Regions from separate parts of the Homo sapiens genome. Here region 2 is linked to region 1. A link is an interaction called in ENCODE POLR2A ChIA-PET data of the cell type or tissue named here. Cell type or tissue: PC-9. All regions are shown on one strand.

Region 1 (4,000 bases):
GATTGCTGTGTCATGTGATAACTCTGTGTTTAACATTTTGAGGAACCCCCAAACTGTTTTCCAAAGTGGTTGCATCATTTTATATTCCCACTAGCTACATATGAGGTTTACAATTTCTTCACATCCTTAGCAATGCTTATTATTTTCTATTTTATTGTAGCCATCCTAGTAGGTGGGAAGTGGGATCTTATGGTTTTAATTTGCATTTCCCAGATAACTAATGATGTTGAGCACCTTTTCATCGGCTTATTGGCCATTTGTATATTTTCTTTGGAGAAATGTCTACTTTAATCACTTAGCTGTTTTCAATTGGGGGTTCTTTCTATCATTAAAACTGTAAAAGTTCTTTATATATTTTGAATCCTAGTCCCTTGTCAGATATATGATTTGCAGATTTTTTTTTTCATTCTGTGGGATTTTATTTTACTTCTTTGATAGTGATCTTTGAAATTCAAAAGTTTATTTTAATGATGTCTGACTTCCCTGTTTTTCCTTTTGTTGCTTGTACTTTTTTGTCATCTGTAAAAACTTTGGCTTAATCTAAGGTTATGAAGATTTACTCTTTCCTGTCTTCTAACAGTTTATAGTTTTTGCCCTTACATTTAGTGTGTAATTCAAGTTAATTTTTGTATATGGTGTGAGGTAGAGGCCTATCTTTATCTTTTTCCAGGTGGATGTCAAGTTGTCCTAGCACCGTTTGTTGAAAAGACTATTTCCCTTCTGAGTTGTCTTGTTGAAAATCAGTTGACCATAAATGTAAGGATGGTCTATTTTCAAGAATGACACATGAAAATGGTCATTGAGAGCCCTGTTAAAATGGGCTTGGCTTTTTCTTCAGTTTTACTGAGGTATAATTGCTAAATAAAAATTGTATATATTCAAGATGTATAATAAGATGATTTTATATTTATATATATATACACACACACACATTGTGAAATAATGACCACAATCAAATTAACATATCCATCACCACATTTAGTTACCATTTGTGTTTTAGAGGGGTGAGGATGGGGTGGGCTTTTTGACTGAGGGGCTTGCACTAGGATAATCAGACAGGGACCTGTTCGTTTATTTGAGGGGACCCCCAAACTTAGTATTTATAGTTTTTATTCTCTTGGCTTTGTGTTTCCCAGGAGAGGAGTCCTCTAGTCTATTACTTTGCAGGTAAAAAGCTGCTTTCCACCATTTGGGAGCTGAGTTGAAGGCAAGAGGCCCAGGGTCTTACCATTCATTATGTAACTCACACCTAATTTTTGTCTTCAGAACGGCACCCCTGCCTTCACTCATTCTTAGGACTTCCAGTTTATACACAGCCTCTCCAGAGAGCACTTCTTCAGGGTGGAGGAGGGGAGTGACTGCCTGTTGTCTAGGCACCCAGCCAGTCCTCCTGTTGTCGGCCTTTCCCGTTTTCCAGTGTTTAATGGAAGCTGGTGCCCCAGTTTGGGAGCATGTTTCAGGCGTTGCTGCTTGGCTTTTCACTGCTGGCCTAGGCTTGCCTTTCTCTTTGATCTCTTTGACTTATCAAATACAACTTATCCATTTGCTTTCCAGTTTCCCACATTTTGTCACCTTTCTCCTTGTTCTGGTCTGGGTGGGTTTAGACCTTTAAACTTTGTAGGCATTTTGCATTTGCTTTCTGAGTGTGCTTTCAGAAGAGATCAAGGGTTGAGGTGTTTTTTAATGTTAGCTGATATTAAGTGGTATGAAGAAATATCAAAGCAGGGTCAGTAAAGAGAGGTAGAGTTGCTGCATATATTTCTTGTTCATTTCTTTTGACTGCTACATATTCTTCTGTGTATACAGCCACCAAATTTTACTTCTCCATTTTCCTCATGATAGACACCTAAACCGCCCCCATTTCCCACTGCTGCAAAGAATCCTCTGATTAATATTCCCTCATGAACCTAATATTCCCTTGAATTTCTCTGGGGGTATAGAACCAGGAATAGGATACTGATATATGCCTGCCTAATTTTCCTGTAGGACTTTTCTGTGTCATCTATGGTCCCCTGAGATAGTATATAGGAATTCAAGTTTTCCCTACATCTCTGTTTAGCAATACTGTTTGCTTTGGATTTCTCTTAATGTTTGAGCCTTTGAGCATCACTTCATCTACTTTTTAGCTACTGGAGTCTTCTGCTTCTTTGAATGCCTCTTCATATCTTTTACCTGTTTTTTTACTGGATTCCCAGTCTTTCTTTTGATTAGCGAAGGTTCTGTATACCTTGTAGATTTTAATCCTTAGTCAATTTTTGAGTTAGTACTCTGTTACATTGATTCTAAGACACATACTGTTTTTCCCTAGTTTAAAATCTTTGAAGTGGGGATGAATCTTAAAGCTGCTGAGAGTCACTGATGAGTCATTGTCAGCCAGGAAGGTAGTTTGTGACATGGTTGTCATTGCTTATGTACCAGTGAACTTCGTGGTGGCGGGCTTACTGTCAGCACTCCAGTTGAAGTGTATGCCCTGCTGGTCAATGAGGCAACTGATAGCCGGAGAAATGGCCAGACCTGCAGAGCAGAGGCAGAGGATGACAAAAGGCTTTGAAGATCTCTTTGTCAGACTTCCTGTTGCCTTTGGGTAGTATCAGCTTACTTTCTAGAAACATGTGATTTAATTGGAAGGACGATAAAACTATGAGGTTAGTTCAATAGGAAAGTTGCAGCATCAGAACTTGAGAATGGGTGACAGTTAACATGTCAGATAATCTCAGAAATCATAGTGGAGCATGCTGGTAAGAAATGCCAAGACACTGCCAAGAGCAAGGAGAACATGGTATGAAAACTTGTGGTATCAGTGACTTAGAGGAGAGGGACAGAACTCAGTTAAAGAGGTTTTAGGAATGTCTTGACTTACATTTTCCTTTTCATAAGTACAAATGTAGTGTAACAAAAATCTGGGTCTAAGAATGTATAATAGACCTTTGCATTAAGCATAAACTAAAAAGCTGCACATGACAAGAAAACATCATTGTATTTTAATTGACACTGTTTCTCTTCCTTAGTGATGGATAAAATACAATTGATGACATCTTAGATTCAGTGAAATACAATAAACCTCTTCTCTATCACCCGTCTGTTAACTTTGTCTTTGGTATCTTTCGTTGAACCAAATTTCTTAATTTTGACTTGGTCAGATGCATCCATCTTGGCCTTACGGTTTGTATTCTTAAAGACTTGGTTAAGAAATCATTTCCTACCCTGAGGTCCCAAAGACATTCTTCCACATTTTGTTATCTTTTCTAAAATACCTTTTAGATTTTTAATATGGCTGGAATTCACTTTATACCTGGCTGTTCAACTTTATCCGTAGAGAAAAATTTGTGTGAAACCTAGTGGTTTGTGGGGTAACTGCTGTCATTTTCCAGGTATTTGTATGTACACAGTTCTCATGAATTCTAGATTCTTTCATTGGTCTCTGCCTACCTGCAAATATTACAGTATTTGCTTCCTTCTGGTAAAGCACCTCCCGGTTTCTAAATTCAGTTAGCCATTCCTGAACTTGTATCCTTCTGTGTAATTATTGAAGTTTATAGAGCTCCATTAGAAATCCTGGTGGAATTTTAGTTGTGATTGCATTGAGTTTGTAGTTTATCTTGGCAAAATGTAATATCTTTAAAATGTTGAGCCATCCCTTCAGCTGACCATCGTATATCTTATCATTTATTACTGTCTTTATATTTTTCTTGATACTGTAAATACTTTGTATTTTGTTACCTTTATTTACTATTAATTCCAATGGTTTGTTGATTTCGTTGAGTTTTTTATGTAAGGTGATCATATCACCTGCTGATAACAGTGTGACTCTTCTCAGACGTGTGTGTGTGTGTGCACACTTGTTTATTCACATTTTTGGACTTACAGTTTTACTGGTATGGCCTTTAGTAATATGCTGAATAGTAAAAAGATACCAAGCATCCTTGTTTTGTTCATATTCATAAAAGTAATGGCTCTCTTGTTTCCCAGTTAATATCTGTAGGTTTTAGGTATTATAGTC
Region 2 (4,000 bases), 260 kb after region 1:
TGGCCCCAGGCCTGAAAGAGGGGAGCTGGCATCAAAACTGGAAAGAAAACGTCAGACATCTCTCCTGTCTCAGTGATGTGGGTTTATTTTAATGAACAGAGGCCTCCTTGAAGCAATTGGGTATGGTGGGCCCGTCTGGAGGGTGCCTTTGGAAGTGTTTGTTCTTGTCTGGGGTCTGTCACTGGAAGGCTCTGGGTTTTCAGTGCACTGCAGAACTACAGGTTTCCTCATTCATAAGAAGAGAAGGTTAGAAAGAGAAAGAGAAACGGGTAACGTTATCCCGGGCCGTTGTGGCATTTTAATGTCACACGTGTGTTCCTGTGCAGCTGCTGGTCCTTGCTCTCCCGGGTCCCTCCGCTCTGATTCCTCTACTACCCACTCCCAATGTGCCTCCCAGGACAGCGGGGCCTCGGGAGTGCCCCTTAAGCAGCCAGGTACTCTCTGCTCTGCCAGATGAAGTGGGCATTTCCCGGGCAGGGTGAGGCTCTCCCTGAGAAATGCTGGGCAGTCCAGGGAACGGGGGCCAGTACAGTGTGGGGTGATACAGCGCTGTGGGCAACGCAGGTGGGGATGTTTCATCACCAGAGCCTTTTGTGAGTGATGGAAAGAAACACATTTATGAAAAGAAAGGGGTGCACTTTTGGTGGGGTGTCCCCAAGTAAAAGGTGGTTGAGAAGGGGAATTGTATTAAACAGATCACCCTCAGGAGTGTCGGTGGAGAAAACCGACTTCTGGCTCCCGAGGCTCCCCCGGGACACATCACCCAGTAGAGAGGCAGACACACATGTATGCACGCCACACTCACATACCACACACACCACACATACAGCACACACACACCACATACAACACACACACACCCACACCATATGCACAAACATGTATCCCCACATATATACCTCTCACACCACACACACAATATATACCACATACTTCCATAGACAAACTCAAAGAAACACACAAACACACTCCCTCACATTCATATACCAGACACACCACACTCATATACCTCCCCACAACATACACGCACCACACATACCCACAGCATGTGCACACATATCCTCACGCGTATACACCTCACATATACACACACACATAGACACCCCACACCACACATACACACACACCCCACAGACCCACACTCACAACACACACCACATACATACACACATACACCATATACACACAGACACACCCCTCCCACATTCATACACCACACATATACACACAGGCACACATGCCTGTACTTACACACACACACACACACACACACACACACACACACACACACACCCCCGATCTGACAGCACCAGGAATCAGGCCAGGATATTGGAGGAGGTGTTTTGGTAAACACGAAATACACCCAGCCTCCTGCTGCCCCCCAGAACCCCTTCATCTTGTTAATTGGTGAATTCTTTCCTAAGCTGCTGTCATCCCACGCTTGTGTTGCTATGTGCCTGCGCGTAGCCAGTGCGGAGGGCCTTGCATGTTGTGTAGTGTGTGCTTTTTGTGTCTTTATTTTAATGCCATTTTTGACTCGTTGCCCAGGATTCCGTTGTTAGATTTCCCTCTCTCCCAAACTGAAATTTATCTAATTCTCCCTTAGAGTCCACCGGGAACTTCTCTCTAGTTTCTGCTGAAGCAGACTTCTACTGTGTGCCGAAAGACGATTTTCTTGTTCTTTGTGCCCGTTTATTTAAAACTCCAGAATGGAGCACTGCTTTTATGAATGCTGGGTTTCACGATAACTCATAACATCTGTCATGGTTAATGCTTGGACACACAATGCCTTTACTCTTTTAAAAAGGGTCTAACGGGAGAGATCCTATTTTCCGACTGCAGCGGGGTCTCCTGCGCCGGCCGTGGTGCTCGGGGTCTCTATTCCCAAGGGGCCGAGACAGCCATGCTGGGGTGGCTGCCTGCGAGCCTGGTGAGGGACCCATTCCCCAGTGGTAACATCAGAAGCAGAGGGTTCTGAAGATGAGATCTTAACTCGGAATGAAACCCCGCAGTCCGATCTCAGGGTGTTTTCGTGTCTTGTCTATACAAAAGATAGCTTATGCCAAGGAGAGAAAAGATAGCGGCTGTGACCAGGCGTGGCATGACTGGTGAGTCAGGAATGTTTCAGGTGCCAGGAGGGGAGGGGCTGCAGGAGATGCAGAAGGGCGTCTCAGCCCTTCACTCAACACTGTGTGCGCACTTGGCCCTGGTCCCAGCTCTCGGGGCCTTCAGGTTAATCCATAGTCTGAGTGGCTCACTTGGTTCAGAAATGGCCTGGTGGTGCCTGGTTTAATTTGCTTTTATAAGCTAATAGGCTAAGTTGAGCATTTCAAAGGGGCGATTTTTCCTTCTTAAAGTTGCAGTGAACACATCTTTCAGGATCCAGAGGGAGAATTACACACATAAGGTATGCCCAGGTTAAGGAACACGGTAAAGATTTTAACTGCCTAATAAACTGTAAATCCCTAAATAAACTCCCAGACAAGGCAGTAAAAGCTAGACGTCAACATGCAAAAATGAAACTAGTTTTGTGAGGGTAGGGGGAGTATGGGTAATTTCTGTTTTTCCTAAAATACATATTTAAAGTGGCAGTTCGACAATGAAAAGAAAAGTATGGTTCGGTGATTTTTTTTCTTTTATGTGTTCCACTTAGAATGTGTGAACACGTGGCGCTGTAGCCTACATTCCTTATTCTTTTACTTCTACCTTATAGCTTAAAATTAAAAAACCTACAACAGTGATTAAAACTATATATTTTTTTCTACTTGCCAAATGTGTGTAGATCAATCTAAGAACACTGGACATTAAGAAATTTTCTTATGCACAAGTGGAATTTGTCTTCTCCTTTTAAAACACGTTAAACATCTTGAAAATGAGACAACTGGGACATGAAAAATTTATGAGATGGCTTTGAGAATAACTGCTGATCCTTTAATTGATTGGCCTTCTTCCCCAAGCCCCTTAAGATCGCTTACCTTTGGGTAGTGTTCATAAAGTGCAAAGAGCAGGGGGATTGTTTTAATATGGCAAGGCTTCTCCCCGCCTCCCTTCTTAAACAGCTAAGTTTCAGCCAGTCATATTTGGTGATTTTTTTATTGTTACAAGTTTTGGTTTTTTATAGTGGATGTGATGTGATCTCATGACATGGCTGTTTGTTTTAAGACCAGTAAGCAGGCTGGGCACAGTGGCTCACGCCTGTAATCCCAGCACTTTGGGAGGCTGAGGCGGGCCGATCATGAGGTCAGGAGATCAAGACCATCCTGGCTAACATGGTGAAACCCCGTCTGTACTAAAAATACAAAAAACTAGCTGGGCGTGGTGGCTGAGATCGCGCCACTGCACTCGCTTGGGCGACAGAGTGAGACTCCATCTCAAAAAACAACAACAACAACAAAAAAAAAAACAGTAAGCAATGCAGAACAGAAATTCCTAAGGAACCATTTATTACCATGTACACATCTCGAGTGAACTTTTAAAGTTGTTTTCCTTGAATACAGTTTTTTTAAAGAAAAATTATTTTATTTTCTTGTGATGATTTTCCAATCTAATAATCTTAAATTACTGTAATTTCTTTCCTCTAGAAAAACATGGTATATACCATTGACCAAAGCTGCAAACAAAAATCTGCAGCTAGTAAGTGGAATATAGCAGACAGACTGAATGGACAGGGCTTGTGTGATTTGAGGGGTTCCTGCCTGGCACCTGGCTGAGGCCACTGCCCAGGCGGCAGAGGTGGAGGAGCGAGCTGCCATTCATAACTGGGCAGCCTGGAAAAACCAAGGCTTCAAGAAGTTCCAGAACTCGCCCCAATGCAGGATCCTGTGAGCCGCAGCTCCTCCTGCCACCCTCAGAGCTGACATCAGCTGGCACAGCCCCCAGACCGGGGGTGGGGCAGGGGCAGGCAGTTAGCTGCGTTGTCGCACCAGAGGACAGAGGAGACCTGGGCTTTCTTAGCATTGCTGCTCCTGAACATCCATCAGCTGCAGACTGTTTTTTTTTT

The links. Peaks named below come from ENCODE experiments on the same cell type or tissue, not always from the same donor. Only the 100,000 strongest peaks of a DNase experiment are listed, where the experiment ranks them.
Region 2: POLR2A ChIA-PET joins it to region 1 with 5 read pairs; 2 of 35 experiments call an interaction of 5 or more read pairs at or near these places.

The regions. Positions count from the first base shown.
Region 1 is chr9:92,093,304-92,097,303 of GRCh38, reverse strand. The region is part of intron 3 of SPTLC1 (serine palmitoyltransferase long chain base subunit 1); the gene reads left to right. Among named protein-coding and RNA genes, the nearest start is that of SPTLC1, 20 kb to the left of the region's middle. In PC-9, no CTCF peak of the experiment used is centred here; no DNase peak of the experiment used is centred here.
Region 2 is chr9:91,836,545-91,840,544 of GRCh38, reverse strand. The region is part of intron 1 of ROR2 (receptor tyrosine kinase like orphan receptor 2); the gene reads left to right. Among named protein-coding and RNA genes, the nearest start is that of ROR2, 110 kb to the left of the region's middle. In PC-9, no CTCF peak of the experiment used is centred here; a DNase peak (open chromatin) is centred at 2,174; H3K27me3 peaks cover 1,757 bases.